Linked DNA regions of Homo sapiens: region 1 is linked to region 2. Evidence: read pairs that join two places in POLR2A ChIA-PET (ENCODE). Cell type or tissue: PC-9. All regions are shown on one strand. Each heading gives the region's core, and the rest is flanking DNA. Links, peaks and the distances in the headings are about the cores only. Region 1 overlaps BCAR3 (BCAR3 adaptor protein, NSP family member). Region 2 overlaps LOC102723480 (a long non-coding RNA gene).

Region 1 (9,264 bases), core at 317-8,316, 87 kb after region 2:
AAGGCTCAGAGAAGTTAATTAATTCCCCAAAGTCACCCAGCTAGCTAGTGGTGAAGACCAGAACCCATCCTGGCTCGCTCTCTAGCCTCCTACCTCCAGGGTGTGTTACAGAGCCATTTTGAAGACAAGCAGGTGTCTGTCTCACAGCTCAGTTTTGGAAGATGCCATTTTGCAGAGGTGCTTGTGAGACAGAGAACTGGCGCAGTGGAGGTGGGAGAGAGGCAGCTGTTCCTGGCTGGTAAGGCCTCCAGAGGGCCTCGCAGATGCCCGTCTGCCCATTTCTGCAGCACTCTGCATGGGAGGGACCTCTGAAGGGCTTTGTGGTCGTTGCCTATTAGTTGCTTACATAGCTCATGCCTACCAAAAGTGGATGGAAAGGGAAAGAGAAAAGTGTACAGCAAAGAAAACCCAGGAGCTGAGATGGCAGGAGAAGTAAGTGATTGCTCCAGGTGTAATTGCTTGCATAGTAAGTGTAGAAGAAAAGGAATCTTGGGAAGTAGGTGGTGAATCATCTTGGATGGATAAGACTCCAAGGGGTATATGGATGGGCTTCTAGTGGATACAAGAATCCCCTGAAGCAGAGGTGTCCAAGAGGGAGAATGGGTTCTTAGTTTCTGTTTCTGGTTGGGCCAGTAAAGCCCCTTCCTCATCCCTCTTTTCCACTTATCACTAGAGACAGAAACTAAAAACCATGGCTTTGGCTGGGCACAGTGGCTCACGCCTGTAATCCCAGCACTTTGGGAGGCCGAGGTGGGCGGATCACGAGGTCAGGAGATCGAGCCCATCCTGGCCAACATGGTGAAACCAAGTGTCTACTAAAATACAAAAAAAAAAAAAAAAAAAATTGGCGTGGTGGCATGTGCCTGTAGTCCCAGCTACTCGGGAGGCTGAGGCAGGAGAATTGCTCGAACCTGGGAGGCAGAGGTTGCAGTGAGCCAAGATCGCGCCACTGCACTCCAGCCTGGCGACAGAGCGAGATTCCGTCTCAGATTAAAAAAAAAAAAACAAAAAAAAAAAAAACCCACGGCTTCAGGCTGGTAAATGCCTAAAACAGAGCAAAACGGAACAACATAGTAAAGCGGATTGGACAAGTTCTAATTGTAAAGCATTGCAAGTATGTGTCTTTTGCTCTAGAAGGAGGGCCCATGACTTTCATAGAATCTCAGAGAAGGCCAAGATCATCAGATAGTGAGTCTGCCATTTGAGAGCTTGGGATTATGTCCTGTATGTATTCTTTCTTTTTCTTTTCTTTCTTTTTGCCTGAACGCTAAAAACAGAAAATTGAGCTTGTGTAATATAAGATTTCTGGGGTGACACCAGGAACTAGGTGGTAGTGGTAGAGAGGTGAATGGGGCAGAATTGTGTGTGATAGCGTAAGAAAGCAAAACAGGGCACAGTGCCTAATTTTGCTTCGCATTACTCAGTTATACAATTTTAATAGCTAGTTAGAGAAACAGAAATTGGTAAGGGAAGACAGAAGGCCCAGCAGAGAGAAATCTGCTGTGAAGACTGTACTTTAGTCTCTTTGTTTATGTGCTAGGCAGATCAATATTGCTTCCGGATAGAGACCATTTAACAGCCATACTCTTTCATCCCCTTGAGGAATCTGGGGAAACTGTTAGACCAGGATATGTACAGCACGCACTCCTAAATGTACTGTCTGTGTTCACCAGGGCAGGCGAACGTCTTGTCCACAGCAATACACAAAGGGGGCCAGAGGGCGCAGGCATTGTTGCCTGCCCTCCTCCCACTAAGTCTTGTTTGCATTCCCTTTCGGAGCAAGAAATCAATCAGATTTGCATATAGGGAAATGTGTAGAACTGTCTTTGGCAGCTTCTGTAGCTACTGAGCCTGGCTGGAAGAGGAGCTGACCTTTTGCACAAAGTCCTTTCCTCCTGTCCTCCCTGGTTTCCCAGCTCTCCTCCCTCAGGCCCTCTGGCTCTTTGTGGGAAGGTGTGTGAGCTGCTGGCTTATTTGTTCAGAATCAGGCAGAGATAGGGTGGGTGCTGGGGAAGTCTTGAGAAGCAAGGCTGCGGATCAACTTGCCCCTTTATCTGCCTAGGGCTTCCCAGGCACCTGCCACACTGCTCTCCACAGAGCCGAGTCTGCAGAGGCTGTCCTCACCGTGACGCCAGGCTGGTGCTGAGTGGGGCAAGGTCCAGGCTAATCATTGCCTACTTCCCAGGGCACCAGGAAAGATGGAGCTGGTTGCATCAGCCTCATGCCCTGGCTCATTAAAGCTGTCTTTGTTCAGCAAGAGCCAGATCACCTGGGTTTAGGGGAAGCAAAAAGCCAGAAAGCATTGATCTTTAGGGGAGAGGGAGTAGGATAAAGGGTCTTAGTAGTTGCCACAAGATGTTTTGAGCTGTTCTGATCACGATTACTGGTGTTCACCCCTGACCGATGTCCCTTTGGGCAGGAACAAGCCAGGCCTTGAAGCCTGGGGTGAGTCACTGTCCTCTAGCCATGGGCAGAGTCACTGTCCATGGGGCCGCTTGACAAAGCCCAAGAGTGCCTCAGTGTAAGGCTTGATGCCCTGATTCTGGGCTGCTTTGGGGAGGGTTTGGGGCTATGGGCAGTATTACGTTCCAGATGTGCTGAAACAGTGAAAAGCAGGTACCTAGCAGGCATATCTTTCTCCTGCCATCTCCCTCCATGCCCTGTTGGAGAGAGGGCCTACCTCACTGGGAGCCTGATCTTCTAGCAGGGACCGTGGTGCTTTGGGAAAAGGACTCTGCACTCACTCTCTTGGCCCTTCTCAGCTGAGGGGCTGCTGCCAACAGGAAGCATGTGTCTGCTGAATATGGCTGGCAGGCAGCTCCTGTTTCCATGGTTACTAAATAGGGCAGGTTAGTATTAGGGCTGCCCAAGGAAAAACTGGCATTGAGGGCAGTGCTTATGCAGGGGTCTTCCTCCGGCCTGCCTTAACCCCCTTTTTGAATTAGAGGGTGGGCAACATTTGGCCTGAGGTAATAGAGGTTTCCTTCAAGGACCCACCTGGCTTCCCAGCCATGGCTTTAATCACAAGTGTTTCCCTCGGTGCAAAGGAGTGAGCCTTCCAGGCAGCCAGAGAAGGGCGGTGGATGGGAGTTCACCCTGTAGGACCTTTTCCAGAGCTCAGAGCTGCCTGACTGGGCCCCTCCCTTCCTCAGTCCCTGGGAGTTCCTTAGAAATGCCCTCCCCTATCCCGAAAGGGGCATGGTGTTTAGAAAGCCCTGTATCCAAATTTGATGAGTCCCAAATCCCACACACCAGATCATCAGAAAGTGGCCCACTGCCCCAGGTCACAGCCCTTTCACGGGGCTGTGTGAGTAACAGGTTTAATTATAAGACATTAAAAAATCTATTTGTGTTTCTATGTGATCAGATACCAGATTCTGCAGTCTGAGGTTGGAGTCCCTAGCCCTTTGTTCTCTGCTGAGTGGTACACAGGTCTGGTCCTCTATTTCTTTGTAACTAGAATAATCATTGTGGGGAGAATGGGAGGAATTGATCAGCGTAAATAGGCAGCGTTTAAAAGCTTAACAAGTCAGTGAAGGGCACTTTGAGAATGTATGCAATTATCATCTTTAGTTACAAAAACAACACGTTATTTTAGTCTCTCTCCTTGACCGTTTCAGGAGAAAATTGATTAAAACCTTTGAGTGCTGCTTCAGAAATTATTTTTGGTGTGAAATAAAAATAAAAGATGCTTAGGAAACAGTTACCTAATAAGATTAGTCATTATTTAATCCCGGTGGAACAAATTCTTTGGGTATTTTGGAGATATTCTTAGAATAAACAGAGAAAACCTCAGGTAACAAGAGCTGTGATACCACAGTGACCTAAGTGTCTTTGGTTTTGTTTTTACCCTGGCTGTGGAGCACTTTATTCGTAATTCTATGTGATTTACATGTCTGAGTTATTTGCATATTACTTTCAGGAATGCATTTCATTCACGATTTCTGGGGGAAGGGTGTCTGGGCTTCGGAGTCTCTTGGCTGACTAATCTCACGAATTTCTGTGCAGGATTTCAGTCACTGCCCCCCTCCCTTTTCTCAGGCCTGGGATGGTGCCTGTCTAGCCTCTTGGGGAGGTTTTTAGCTTGAAGGAATCGTTATTTGCTCTCCAAGGAGAATACCAGGTGAAAATGGCCCATTCTGTGGTGGCTAATGGCCTGATTGATGAGTCATGCTCACAGAACTGCTGGGGCCTGGGCCTGGCTGCTCACACGGACTTACCCTTTGAACTCCATCTAACGGAAATGAGGGCAAGCCAGAAAACGCTTCCTCACAGGTGCGGTACTGGACCTTCGAGGACAGTGGGGACCCACTGACCAGACAGTCTTCAAGGGCTCTTCCAGCTCAGAAAACCCTTCTGAGTTCTGCCACCTTGGTGCTTCCTTCTAGGTTCTCTGGTGGACTTTCTGTGGCCTGGGAGCCGTCAAGACTGCAGACCAGACCTCCAGAGTCAGAGAGGAGAATGAGTGAGGGAGGAAAGCAGAAAGGAAGTCATCGCCCACACTCGCTGTGGCAATAGCGCCTCACTTAGCAGCTCCATCCCCATGTTGACACGTTGATGAGGCCGGGCCCTTGCCCTTGCGTGGGTGTGAGACTGTGGCTCTCCATACCTGCTCACTGGGCCCAGAGCAATTTCCTATTTTTGTGGGCAGACTTGACCTAGTCCAAAGGCCAAGGTCTCCCGAGGATTTGACGCTAATCCCGTTGGATATTTCTCATACCTCCCTCATGCCTCATCTGGTATTGTTCCTTTCTGGACTGAATAGATCTTGTTTCTTCCTCATTACAAGTTTCTGCCTGTGTGAAGTTTTAGAAAGCTTCAGGACACATTCCATATTTGAGGCCGAAGCCACAAAAAGTTAATATTTGGAGCGGTAGGATAGGAGAGGAAGAGCTACAGGCAGAAATCTGGATTTGATTAAAAAAAAAAAAAAAAAAAAAGAACTCGTTGAGCATCCGCTATAACTGGAATGAAGGGAAAAGCAGTTAGTTTTCCCTAAAGGTGTTATGTGGCTCTTGGTAGGGGTAGAGGCCTCAGGTCGCAGGGAATCCAGGAGGGCCTTGCTTGGCTGCGTTGGATGCGAGGTTTGTGTGCAGGATCTAGGTTACGCAAAGTGGGTAATCAGAGTGGCGATGAGTAATTAAAGTGAAGGATTTAAAGGAAGGTATAGGACAAACAGTTGAGTCAGAAGTGGGTACACAGTCCCCATCCTCCCAACAGGTTGCACAGCCAGGTGGGAGGGCATAGGGCGCTCAGGGTGTTTGCTGACAGACTTGCTAATTAAACACCAAAAGGCAATATTGCTTTGCCAGTAGTGATGGCTGTGCCAACGTTATCAGCTGCAAACTGGCTGCCAGGAGCATCTTAATTAAAAATAAACAGCTCTGGAGGTGGGCTTGGGAGAGTGAGGACAGGGATCCTGCCTGGGTTACTTAGTACATCTAGTATTTCTCCTAGGGAAAGTCACTTTTAGGCCACCTCCTTTCCTCAAAGGAGCCTCTGTTCATAACAAGGTGGTGTGAATGTACAACTTACCCTGCTTCCTTAAACCTCTGGGTGCTGGAGTGACAAGCAGACAGAACCACTAGGAGCAGGTCGCATGGTACAGTTCAGCCCCAGAAGGAAATTCTGGGTCGGGGGAGAGGGGCTGCTAATGATTTCTGCCTGGTCTCTAAATTGAGGGGACAGCTAAAGCCCAAGGCCTCTTCTAAGAGGGGTTAGAATTTCATCAGAAAGCAAGTCTGGTCACATGAGAATTTCTGGCACTGTGTGCATGGCAGGCTGGACACCAGCCTGCGAGAATTGAGCGAGTGGATCGTATTGGCTTCAGCAGAGGGGAAAAGTCCCAGACTAGCCTGGGAGAAGGAGCCGACTCACTCCCCCGGCTGCCGACTTCCCTGACTTCTGGGCAGAAACAGCACAGCTGCTGTGGTGGGCTAGGGCTTTAACGTCCGAAGCCCCCTTTCTTTTAACCCTAAAGAAAGTGTGTGGTCCCCGGGACTGAAGACCGAAAGATGCCTAAGGAATGCAGTGCTTTCCACGCCCTCTCAGCAGCTCTGTGCTGCTTCTATCACCGCAAGTCTTTCATTGGAGTCAAGGTAGGTTTGGTTTGGAAATAAAGTACATCTGTCAATCTTTTGGGGGACCCTGAAAGCATGAGTTTCCTAAAGGGCAATAGATAAAAGTTTGCAGCTTGCTGATTGTGAAAACAGAGGTGCTTTCTTTGACTGATGGGTCTTCAAGAGCCCCTAGTGGTGTACCTCCCCTGGAAGCAGAACCCAGTGGCACAGAACAGGGCTCCTTGTCTGTTTTGGGCTGAAGCTGTTTTTCAGGACACTTTCAGTTCTCTGTAGGCTGAAATTTTATACTAAAGTAGCTCAATAGGACAGAGCTATTTTTCTTCTTTCTCTCTTTGTCTCTCTTCCTTCATTTCTAACGAACACAAGGTAGCTGAGCCCTTTTCTCTGTTTATCCTGCTGGTCCATTACTTATCAATAATGTACATAATGTACAGAAGCCACACAATATTTCCTTTCAAATTGCAGCCAGGTTTCAAAACATCTCAGGGTTCAGAACTGTTGTTGTCTTTACTGCTCACATTTTAACATTTGTTATAAGACACCGGTGCCAAGAGCTTTGTATAATATGTCAATACACTATTTTGATGAAAATATTCAGAGAACCTCCTTTGGCTAATTCAAGATGAGGCCTGTGTTCTATTTGCCTGCCTGTGACGCACTAGGAATTAAGATTAATATAGGCTTTCGTGGATCTTGGGGTTTGTCTGCCTTGGAAAAAGCCTGTCGGCCCCAGCCTGACTGCGGACCTCGTTTATTCCTGGGAAATTGGACTCTGAAAGCTCTCAAGGAATCCTTCCCACCCTGAAGCAGAGCTCCCTCTCCTGTGGGACTGGCTCATTCATTACCTTTGAAAAGGCTGCAGCAGGGTTATGATGTTCTGCTTCTTTCTTCTCAATACGCTTTTAAAAAAATCAGGAAAACTACCTGTTAGTGGGAGAAAACCTTTTTGTTTAAAAATATACAGAGTGGGAAAAGGGTGAGTTTCCATTGATTTTGCTCCCTGGTAGGAGTGTTCATTTTTGTCCCTTTGTCAAGAAATTTGACAGAGGATGAGTAATTAATCATTGGTTAGAAGCATTCCCTTCCTGACTTGAGCCCCTTTCTGTCCTGGAGCCCAGTGAAGTGATGCGAGATCCATGTGGTTTCTGGCCTAAATATGGATCGTTCAAGTGTGGGGCAGATGAAGTCATGCCATTAACAGTATTTTAAAGCTTCCAAGATAGACTAGGAGGTCCCAAAGGGTATGGTGCACTTCGGGGATTGGCAGTGGGTTTCACTCTAATAGAAGTCCTTCCACAAGCCAACTTCTGCTAATTCAGTGAAGTGCAACTCAGCATTGGGTGTATGAGGGAGTCAGCCTATAAATATCTGGGTCTGAGGGATGAGTTTCTGTTTGGGTACCTGTTGGTCTGCAGTTACGGCCCCAAGGCTACATAATATATAGAAAAGGCCACTTAATATATGGGGTAGTCGGGTCCAGCTGTCCTTCAGCTTGTGCACTCTCTATCTCTCCACCGTGGCCACTCTTGGTGGTTGACTGTGGTAGAAACACCCTTCTTTCCGCCTGGACTTCTACTCTATTCCCAGTTTGTCGAAGTCTTCATAGCACAGAGAGAAGGCCTGAGCTGCTCACTCACTGGAAACTGTAGCCCTCGGTCCCAACTTAGGGTTTACCAACTGCACCCTCAAGATGAGTCTCCCTGTTTTGTTTTGCTTAGCTAGTTACTTGGGAAAGAAATCTGCTTGTACTTAATCCCCCATCCTGCCAGTGGTGCCCCAGTTGATAATGCCGAGTCGCTTTATTGACTCCCACTTTAATTAGGGGTTCCAGATCTTGCTGCTCATAATTAGTTTCCGTTGCAATTAGAGTTTCAAAATTAAATTGGGATTGATTGCCTGATAGCAAAGAGGAAATAAAGCTCCAATTCTTGACCATGTATACTGCTTCTCTTGGCATGAATTTCTCATACCAAAAATAACACTGCGGTAGCCATGGTAACTTTCCATTTGGTCTAATCCATATCATCTCTGGAGAAAGTACGATGGTATTAATAGTGTTTGCTGTATGGGAACAAAACTAAAAATATAGAGGGTCCCTCCTTACATAGGAGAATGATTATACAGGTGTTTTTAGAGAGTAAGATCTTATTTGCAGCGGTCTTACAGAATTTAGGATGTATTTAGAGGCCTCATACGGACTTGTGTATAAAGACCTTGGAAAGGAATTAAATGGGAGGCCGAAAATGGAGAGAAGGATCAGGGATGTGCTGGCCCTCATAGAGTTGGGGCCAAATACAAGATGTTCCAGCCATGTTGAGGGTCATGACTTTAATATCCCGAAGGGGTTCACAGTAGACAGCCGTTACATAAAAGACTACTGGATCTTTTTTCTGGGGGAAAAAAGACGAAAGTGTTTTATTTAAGCCCAGTGGAAAGAAACTTGTAATGGAGATATTCCAGATCATAACATTAACAGACATATTCAAGTTCTAAAGTCCATGCGTGTTGAATGTAGAATGGGTGTTGAATGTAAAGTCCATGCATAAGCCCTCTGTTAGGTGGGGAGGGATTTGTGGGAGGTGTGGGGCAATAAATGAGATTTGAGGCATGGTTCCTGCCTTCAAAGACTTACCACAAGGATATTATTAGGTCATAATATCACTTCATTACATTTGCAAAAGACTTTCAAATGTATGAGTTCTTTCACATCTTGTCTCATTGGAGTCTCAAAACAAGCTCTCTATGCTATGAAGACTTCAACAACTTTGTCTCACTGGAGTCTGAAAATAAGCTCTGTGAGGTGAGCAGGGCAATAATTTACCCTTTCCGCAGAGGACACACCAAGGCTCAGAGAAACAGCCCGCCCAGAATCATTTCGTGGGGAACTAGGAATAGAAAGCAGATTTTCTGGGCTGAAGCCTAGTGCTCTTTCTTTTTTTTTTTTGAGACGTAGTTGCCCAGGCTGGAGTGCAATGGCGTGATCTCGGCTCACTACAACCTCCGCCTTCTCCTGTCTCAGCCTCCTGAGTAGCTGGGATTACAGGCACCCACCACCACACCTGGCTAATTTTTGGTATTTTTAGTAGAGACAGGGTTTCACCATGTTGGCCGTGCTGATCTTGAACTCATGACCTCAGGTGATCTGCCCACCTCGGCCTCCCAAAGTGCTGGGATTACAGGTGTG
Region 2 (9,264 bases), core at 769-8,768:
TTTAAACTGTATACTTTTTTTGTTTTTTTGAGATGGAGTCTTGCTGTTGTCACCTAGGCTGTAGTGTAATGGCATGATCTCAGCTCACTGCAAACTCTGCCTCCCAGGTTCAAGCAATTTTCCTTCCTCAGCCTCCCGAGAAGCTGGGATTACAGGCGCCCGCCACCACACCTGGTTAATTTTTGTATTTTTAGTAGAGACGGGGTTTCACCATGTTGGCCAGGCTGGTCTCGAACTCCTGACCTCGTGATCCACCCGCCTCTGCATCCCAAAGTACTGGGATTACAGGCGTAAGCCCCTGCGCCCGGCCTAAACTGTATACTATTAAACTGTATATTGTTTACTTTAGTAATAGATCATGAATGGATTCCCATGTTGCTATAGAAATTATAATGGCTGTGTAATATTGAATTATGTAGATTTATATAAGTAATTCTCCATTATTGGACTTTTATTTATCAAACATTTATATAAGCACTTACTATGTGCCAGGCATAGTTCTAAGCTCCAAATAGATATTAACTCATTTAACTCTCATAATAACTTTATGAGGTAAGTACTATTTACATCCCCATTTTGCAGATGAGGAAACTGAGTCACAGGCTGACTAGCTTGTCCCAGGGCACACCTCTTTGTAAGTGATGGGGCCAGATTCAAACCCAGACGATCTGGCTCCAGAGTCTGTGCTGTAATCACAGTCCTCTGCTTGCTTCCCTCTACCTCTATTGAAAAGTAAAGACCTTTCTTTCCTGGGAGAATAGCTTAATCTTAATAAGACTTCCCTGGCAAATAAGGGAACTGCTGTCCTGTGAGTCACTGTTATTTGTAATTAATTGTAACCTGCTGAGACAACAGGCAAAGAAACATCTAGGCAGAATGGGCGGTGTGAGCTCTGCAGCCCAGAGAAGGTGACTCCAGGAGGGGCTGTAGACTTGAATCCAACCAGGCTGAGGTCCAGGTTACTCACCCACTGGCAGAACCCAAGTGACTCTGCCTCCCCTGAAGCTACTGTAATTGCCTCACACCCACCTGAGATGGTCTTTCCTTTGCATTCTACTACAGGAGCTGCTTCATCTGACCCAAGCTGGCCTGGAGAAAGGAGGAAGAGGCAAGGTAGGAAGTGGCCTGGCCCCCTGCTGCTCTGCCCCAGAGTGCAGGGCAGAAACTGCAGCTGGAGCTGTGGGGTGGTGTTGATCCAGCCTACAAAGTGACTTCTGGGGCAGTACCTGGAGTGTATGAGAATCCTCTTGTTAACCTGCAGAAGCTCCAGCGTAGTTGTTTCTGGGTGACTCTAGGATCCTTATTCATCGCAGCCTTGAGACCGGGCTTTGGCTTCAGCCACCTCCTTTCCTATCCTCTCCCTTCCAGTAATGACAATATGATATCATAGCTGACCATAATTGTTCTGTCTGACATTTAATTCATTCTAACTCATTAAATTCTCACAACAGTGCTATGAGGTAGAATGATGGTTACCATAATTATCCTCATTTCAGTGGTGAAGAAAGGCAGCCACAGGGAGGCTGAATAACCTGCCGTAAGGTGGGGAGGGTTTCAGGTGCTGGGAGCACCACAGAGTTGTGACCTTGACTTGTATCCCAAACAGACCCTGAGAAGGGAGCAGTGGCTGGAGGGGAAACTGCAGTTGAACCACCTTGCTCCTCTTAACCCTAGTGGGAGGAGAAGTTCTAAACAAACAATTGGCATTTGACAGGGGAGTGTTAGGGCTGGAGGTGGTCGGAAGTTATATTTTATTGAAGCACCTTGGCAGTTGTTTGCAGGGCTGGTAGTGGGTTTATATGGCATAACATTCCTGCTCTCTCCCTGGGAGGTCTGTCAGTTTTCCTTTATTTCCGCATTTACAAGGGAGCCCGGAACACATACACCCTACATTCAAAGTCAATGTCACAGGGTAAATTGGTCCAGGGAGGACCAATTACTGCAGTCCTAAGACCTGCCACTCTAAATGCACGAGATGGAGATGCTTACATACCACCCAGCCCGTGAAGTTCTTTTCCACGCAGAAACCCCACAAGTTGGGTTCCCACCTGGATCAGGACTCCACCCCCTTCTCCTAAACATGGAAACAACCCCGGGTGGAGCTAGAACCAGCTCAAGTCAGACCTCCCAGTCTAGGAAGATCATTGGTCTAACTTGATAACAATGTATAGAAAAGATGCTTTAAACAGAACTAGGTAAGGCTTGGCAAAAACTGGCTTTCCTGCAGCTAAATGCATGCTGACATGTACCTATTGAGTTTTGGAGCAACTAACTCTTAGGAATGTGTGTGTACTTTTGTCTTAGGAAAAAGACAAAACCTGCCATAGTCCTTGAAGGTAAGTAAACCATGAAAAATAGAAGTGCAATGTCTGATAGGCTTTTAAAAAGAAGAAGAATTGCTGCTCTCCTAGTTGGAGCCACAGTAATGTTATTACCTCGAATAATGAGGCAGTCCCCTGACTTGGCCTTCTACCATCTATTCTCCCCACCATGAACAGATGGATCACTTAAAAGTACAATAGATCATGCCACACTCCTGCCTAAAAACTTTCAAGGACTTCCTTTCACACCCTGATGGGGTCCACACTCCTCACAGGGCATTCATAATGCACCCCTGACTCTGGAGATGTGGTGAAGTGTAGTATAATAGCTAAGTGCTCCATGGCTATGGCACCAGCTGGAATCCTAGCTCTGTCCCTCACTAGCTGTGTAACTTTGGCCAAGTATCTCTACTTCTCTGTGTCTGTGTTTTCATTCGTAAAATGAGAATAGCAGTACCTACCTTATAGATGCATGTAATGAGCACCCAACAGCCATCACAGCTGTTTTTATTATTACTTTTGACCTCATCGTCTCTACTTTCCCCACCCCCACCTCATTACACTCCAGTCACACCAGACTTCTTTCTGTTCCTCAAATTTGCCAAACTTATGTCTAAATGTGGACTTTTGCCCTAGAGTGAGTGAAACTGTCTGCCCACACCCACTCCCACTCAGGCCTGTGAGCTGCTGGTTTCTTCTCATTTTCAGATTCCAAATGAAGGCACCTCCACAAAGAGGCCTTCTCTGACCACCTATTCCAAATCAGTCCTAAGTCTCTCACTAGCCCTGTGCTGCCCTATGGCAATTTCTGTGATGATGGAAATGTCCTATATACCACTAACCACTAGCCACATTGGCTATTCAGCACCTGAAATGTGGCTAGTGTGAATAACTGAATGTTTAATTTCACTTAATTTTAATTCATTTAGACTTAAATGTAAATAACCACATGTGGCTCCTGTATTAGATAGTCTGGCTGTAGCCATTACCTGACTCGTGCACTCGTCACTCCCTGGACTTGTCTTGCTGATTCATTTGTCTGTTGTTTGTCATTTGTCTGCCTCCCCCAACCAGACAGTAAGGTCAACAGAAGTGGCAGAGGGCCTTATGCACCTTGCTCACCGCTGTATCTCCCTGTGCCTAGGAGAATATCTGGGTCTTTGTGGGGCTCAATAATATTGTTGGATAAATAAATGAATGGGCATATAGAAGCACTCTGTAAACCAAATTACATAATATAAATGTAGTATATTATCATTATATGTGTATATAATTTGAAAGCCTGCAGGGTTATCTCTTTTTTTTTTTTTTCTTTTTAAGAGACAGGGTTTTGCTCTGTCACAGGCTGGAGTGTGGTGGCAAGATTATAGCTTGCTGCAGCCTCAAACTCCTAGGCTCAAGCAATCCGCTGGCCTTAGCCTCCCGAGTAGGTAGGACTACAGGAGTGTACCACGACACCTGCTAATTTTTTAAATAGAGACAGAGTCTTGCTTTGTTTCCCAGGCTGGTCTTGAACTCCTGCTTCAAGCATCCTTCTGCTTCAGCCTCCCAAAGTACTGGGATTACAGGTGTGAGCCACTGTGCCTGGCTGTGTTTCACTTTTTAAAAATCCCTAATACACACACAGCTGATCGTTAAATGTCAATAATTTTTAAAAGTTGTTTTCCTGTTTGGAGTGCATTTTTTATGTCTTCAAGTGAGACCCCTCACCACACAGGTAGTATATATGATAAGCAGTCCCTCTGGAAACCTAAGGAGGGCCTGGCCTGATCACAGTTCCAATTCCAGGCAACTTCTGAGCAGCTGTCTTTGAGTTAAGTAAAGCAGGACACACCTGTGAGCTCTTCTGCCTAGCACAGGCCGCGGTGGCCAGCCTTGGACCACAGAGGGCAGGCTCTCTTTGCTGGTCCCTGGGCTGTTCATCTGCTGCCCAGAGATCACTGTTCCAGGCTTGATCAGGATCAGGATCAGGTCTGAAGCCTCTGACATGCGTGGGCAGCTGCCATTCTATCATGAAAACATGAGTTTTCCTAAGGGGATTGCAGTATTCTGGAAATTAAAAACAAGGTAGGAGCAAGTCGTCTCCTTCCTGTGGGAGTAGCTGAAGCTCAGTTCTGAAATACAATGCCTGGCACTCCTGGGAGGGCTGGGACCTGGCCTGTTCCATGCCACTGGGCGGTGTGCGGTTTCCAAAGAGGGCTGGGGCTGTTATCTGACCTCCTGTCTTAATGAAGTGCTTTGGCTTCATGTCTGCCTCTGAGAGAGCTCTGTGACTGGAGCAGCAGAGTCAAATCGAAGACAGGGGACATCCCCCCAACCCCCATCCCCACCCCCACCTGGGCCTGAGCCCAGGAACTCCATGAGCACAGACTCACTGCCACTTCCATTGCTCAAAACCAGCTGCAGGGTCTGGGAACCAGGCTCAACTTGCTGTGCCAGGCCAGCCTGGACCTCCTCTGACCTGGGCCTGAGCTGATAAGTTGGGGGAACAGTCAGGAGACAGTTGGGCTGAGGTTGTTTTTAAGACTCCTCTGTGGCCCATGTGCTTGGATTTCTTGTCAAAACTCTCCCTCCTGACCTGCCTAACTTGCCCCTCCCCGCCATGCCTAGGCACACATTTTCTTCCCATAATATCAGACCTGATTCTCAGAATGGGTACAGGGCGTATTCATGGGGGCGCAGCTTCAGGAAGGGGCCTGCTGCAATGGCGTGCTGTGCTTGGGGGCATGAAGTGTGCAGGGGTAGGTATGCTGGCCCTGAGACTTTCCCCCGTGAGAATTTCATTGCCACAGCGCCAGTGGGTGGATCGATAGCTTTAGGAAGGTGAGGTTTCTTTTGTGGAGAAAGCACCAGGAACACTGTGTCCACCCCCAACCCCACCCCAAGCCACAGGCTCCTGGATGGCCTGGGTTCTTCCACTACACTCACTCAGCCCTTCTCTATGTGGTGCCCATGCCTGGAGCACAGCCCAGTCCCACCCTGCCCCTGAGGGTGGCTCACATGTTCTTAAGGCAGGTACCAGGAGGATGACTGGCCACTCAGGGATGCAGGAAGTGGCTTTTCTGCATGGCCTGCCTGGTGAGTCACCTGGAGAATGCTGGGCCCAGTTCAGTCCTCCCAGTCCCACAAGGCCTGTAGATACCAAAAATGGAGACAGAATCATCCTTGGAGAGAGGCCCAGGGGCAGGCCTGGGAAGCAGGCAGAGTGGGGACAAAGAGGGCCACCACATAAAACAGGCCCCTGTGGGCCTGCCCAGCCCCTCATCACACACGGTGGTTGGTCTGTGCAGTGTCTCTTTTGTCCCAGTGGCTTCATTTTGTTTCCACTTTTTATAAATGCTTGCTAATTCGGCTTCATCTTTTTCAAAATAATAATATGTCATTGTGAAGAGATGTCCCCTGCCAGGCATCTTTAGGGCTTTTCTCAGGGCCCAACAGACCGATGCACATGAGGGCATCAATGCCCTCCCCCAGCCTGGTGAACCCTGACTTCCATTCCAATGGAAGACACGTGGGGTGGCCGGTCTCTGCCCCTCTCGAAGGCACGTTTTGGGTTGGAAGGAGGCCTTGGGCCCCCTAAGGCAAGCTCAATAAGGGAACCAGTGACAGCGGAGAACTCAGCCACACAGCTCCCTTCAAGGCAAGTGGGGACCTCACGATGACCGCTGTGGTTATTCAGTGCCTGCGTGTGGCAGGCCCTGTGCTCCATGCTCCTTTGACATCATTGGGTCTAATTCTCAAGGGCCAGTCCAAGAGGCAAATATTCTCATTACGCCCATTTTACAGTGGGGAAACAGGAGCAGAGAGGTGAAGGAATTTGCCCAAGGTCACACAGCTTCAAGCAGCAGAGCCACTGCTCAAAACCCAGGTTTGGCTGCCCCGAAGGCTGTGCTTTTAACAGCACACCATCTGCCTCCCACCTGGTGAGGTCCGCTGAGGGTGCCCACATGCCTGCCCTGCGCTAGGTCCTGAGGGGACGGCAGACGCCTGTGGGCAGAGCCTACCCTCCGCAGTAGCTCAGAGCAATCTGCTTCCCTCCCCAAAAGGCCTGAGTCAAAACCCTCTCCACTGATGAAATGTTTCTTCCTGTGGAATTCCGCTGAAAGACAGCTCCCGACTGTGTCCATTTGTTCTCCACAGGAGAATCCTGTAGGGGAAAGATTATCAAAATATTTGCCGGCCTTGCAGGGAGTATTCAGAGTCGTTGCCGGAGTGCTACTAGATGTGTGAGGTGCTGCTGTTCCTCCTGGCTTCTGTTTGTATCCATCTGCCAAGGAGGGGAGAGGGGCAGAATCTCTGTTTAACCTATAGGTGGAAGCTATAGTTAGCATTCTATGAGCCCATCGGGGATGCTCAGGTACAGTGCAGATGTCTGCCAGTGGCATGTCCAAATAAATAGGCATTTAAGGATTTCCTAGGCCAGGCGCAGTGGCTCATGCCTGTAATCCTAGCACTTTGAAAGGCTGAGGCAGGCAGATCTCTTGAGCTCAGGAGTTTGAGACTATCTCTACAAAATTATAAAAATTAGCCAGGTGTAGGGGTGTGCCCCTGTGGTCCCAGCTACTCAGGAGGCTGAGGTGGGAGGATGGCTTGAGCTCAGGAGGAGGAGGCTGCAGTGAGCCAAGATTACACCACTGCACTCCAACGTGGGCAACAAGGCTAGACCCTGTCTCAAAAGAAAAAAAAAGAATTTTCTAGTTTAAAGCATTAGGGGGGATCTAAACTTTGAACTGGGTGAAGTGCAATTGGCATACTCCTGGAGTCTTGGGTGTGCTGAGCCCCCAGGGTGGAGGAAAAAGCCTTGGGTTTTTTGGTCAGAAGATCTGACAACTTGACTAGCTCTGCCCTTGACTGGCCAGGCAAGTCCCTCACCTCCCTGGGCTCATTGCCTTACCTGTAAAATGGGGTGGGGTAGCCAGGGGAGATGATCTTTGAGAGGCAGGGCAGCATCTGGGAGCCAGGCTGTCCAAGTCCCTTCATAAGAGCTGGCAAATGGCGGGCAACCTCTCTGGGTCTGTTTCCTCATTTGTACTGTGTGTATGTGTGTGTGTGTGTGTGCACCTGTGTGTGTGAAATGGGTCTATATGTAATGTCTCTGGAACAGTGCTTGGCTATTACATAATAAGCACTCAGTAAACTTGGCTATTATTATTTATGGCCCCTCTCCACTCCCACATGAACTAAACTGTGGGTCTTGGCAATCATCCTCTGAGAGAAAATGCTTTGTTTGAGCAGTGGGTTGAAAGGCTGGCTGGAGGGAAAGAAGATTCTTCCTTGCTGGAGTTTAAAAACAAGACATGGGGCCGGGAGGAGGAGAGAATCACTGAGGCCGGTATATGATCACCTCATGAGTTCTTCTGCCCATCCACCCCCGCCCCCGCAACAAGGTACAGCTTTAATGAGGTGATTTCACCCCTACAGAAATCCTCGAGGTTGGGGTTGGGGAGGCAAGGAGTGTAAATGTCCCCAGCGCCCAGCCTCCCTGATAGCATCTTGGAAGCATGAACAGGAAGAAGACTGTAGGGAGATTGGCTTCAAGTGCCGAAGCAGAACTCTTCAAACTTTTTCTGTTCGTTTTCACTATTTTGGGTTTCTCTCCCCCGAAGGGAAACACTCTGCAGGTGACACAGTGTGAGTTAAGAAAACCCCATGTGTCGGAGCCAGACAGAGGGGAGAATTCAAATTGGATCTCTACAGTTTACTGGCCGACCAGGGTTATCTCTTCTCTCTGAGGTTCAGTTCCTTCATCTGTAAAATGGAGATAATGATACTTGTTTTACAGGGTTGTTGGAGAATTAAATATGAACATATATGTACAGCAGAAAGCAGGGGTTCAGAAAAGCTAGGTCCCCTGCGCTGCATCCCCTCCCTGTCTATGCCTAAGAGGGTGCTCCACTTGCCTGTCCACCTTCTGTACCAAGCCAAAAAAGCAGGAGGCACGATTCCCTTGTGTTGTGTGCTGTTAGCTTTCAGAACAAGGCTATAATCTTCCTAGAAGCTCCTGGGCAGGTTAGAACCTGTGGGCTGTCGTCAGTAGTGGATGCTGTTAAGGTAAAGCTATAAATACGAATGAAACAAAAGGAGAAAACTCAACAGCCCCCTTTCACCTGACATTAGGCCACAGACAGATTGGCCACAGACTTGACTTAGCAGCGAAGGTTGATGCTAAAGGCTGAGCACAGTGGCAGTCACAGGGCAGACTAAGGACACCTCTCTTTATCAAGTATCCTCCACCCCACTCAGGAATGGGTTGTTGGAGTTTAGGTGGCCAGGGCCACAGTCATGAGTATATTGCCTTCTCTCCTCTGGCCACGGAGGCCTCGTGGTTGGGGTAGGCTTGGAGTGAGTGGGATGGTCCTGAAGGGGTTAAAGGAGGAGTAGGGCACAGTCACAGGCCTGGGAAGCATCTCAATGGGCTGAAATTCTAAGCCCCCACCCAGTAAGGTCCTTGGGGATCCCAAAGCCCTTGTCATCTATCACCAGATCCTGGGTTCCTTTTATGTTCTCCTAAACTTTCTCATGGCTGCTACCAGTGTCTTATCTGTCAAGGTTGTGACAATCCAAAATGGTACCTTTTTGCAGATTAGAAATAGGCTCCCCTTTCCCCAGCAAATGCAGTCCTGCGCCAGGACACACAGCTTGTGATACAGGTGCATAGGCTAGATTTCAGCCCCCAGTTGCCCCCTTGGCTGAGCTGCCTTGTCCTGCTTCCCATGCTCTGCTTCAGTGGTCAGGACTGGCCATCCTGCTTCCGCTGCTGCCTCCTCTGAACTTGCTTCTCCTGCCTCCGCCGTAGCCCTTCCTGTGAGCAGAGCTGGCTTTCAGTAGGACACAGAAGGTAGCCTGGATGTGCCAGCTTTTCTAGCCCTCTCTTTGTTTTGTTTTTTTGTTTTTGTTTTTGTTTTGAGACAGAGTTTTGCTCTTGTTGCCTAGGCTGGAGTGC

The links. ChIA-PET counts read pairs that join two places held together with the same protein. Peaks named below come from ENCODE experiments on the same cell type or tissue, not always from the same donor. Only the 100,000 strongest peaks of a DNase experiment are listed, where the experiment ranks them.
Region 1: POLR2A ChIA-PET joins it to region 2 with 25 read pairs; 2 of 35 experiments call an interaction of 5 or more read pairs at or near these places.

The regions. Positions count from the first base shown.
Region 1 is chr1:93,610,681-93,619,944 of GRCh38, reverse strand. The region is part of intron 3 of BCAR3 (BCAR3 adaptor protein, NSP family member); the gene reads left to right. Among named protein-coding and RNA genes, the nearest start is that of BCAR3-AS1, 23 kb to the right of the region's middle. RefSeq lists enhancers at 1,879-2,531, 3,839-4,491, 5,145-5,797, 5,798-6,451. In PC-9, for the core only: no CTCF peak of the experiment used is centred there; DNase peaks (open chromatin) are centred at 2,054, 2,444, 4,714, 5,154 and 3 weaker places; H3K4me3 peaks cover 2,417 bases; H3K27ac peaks cover 7,245 bases.
Region 2 is chr1:93,697,941-93,707,204 of GRCh38, reverse strand. It overlaps LOC102723480 (a long non-coding RNA gene), which reads right to left. Exons shown (of 4, transcript XR_947602.3): 4 at 3,550-8,069. It also overlaps a transcript of BCAR3 not described here. Among named protein-coding and RNA genes, the nearest start is that of BCAR3, 21 kb to the right of the region's middle. RefSeq lists enhancers at 2,424-2,573, 3,204-3,283, 4,726-5,636, 4,860-6,059. In PC-9, for the core only: CTCF peaks have their summits at 4,008 and 4,209; DNase peaks (open chromatin) are centred at 984, 3,364, 4,514 and 5,344; H3K4me3 peaks cover 997 bases; H3K27ac peaks cover 6,227 bases.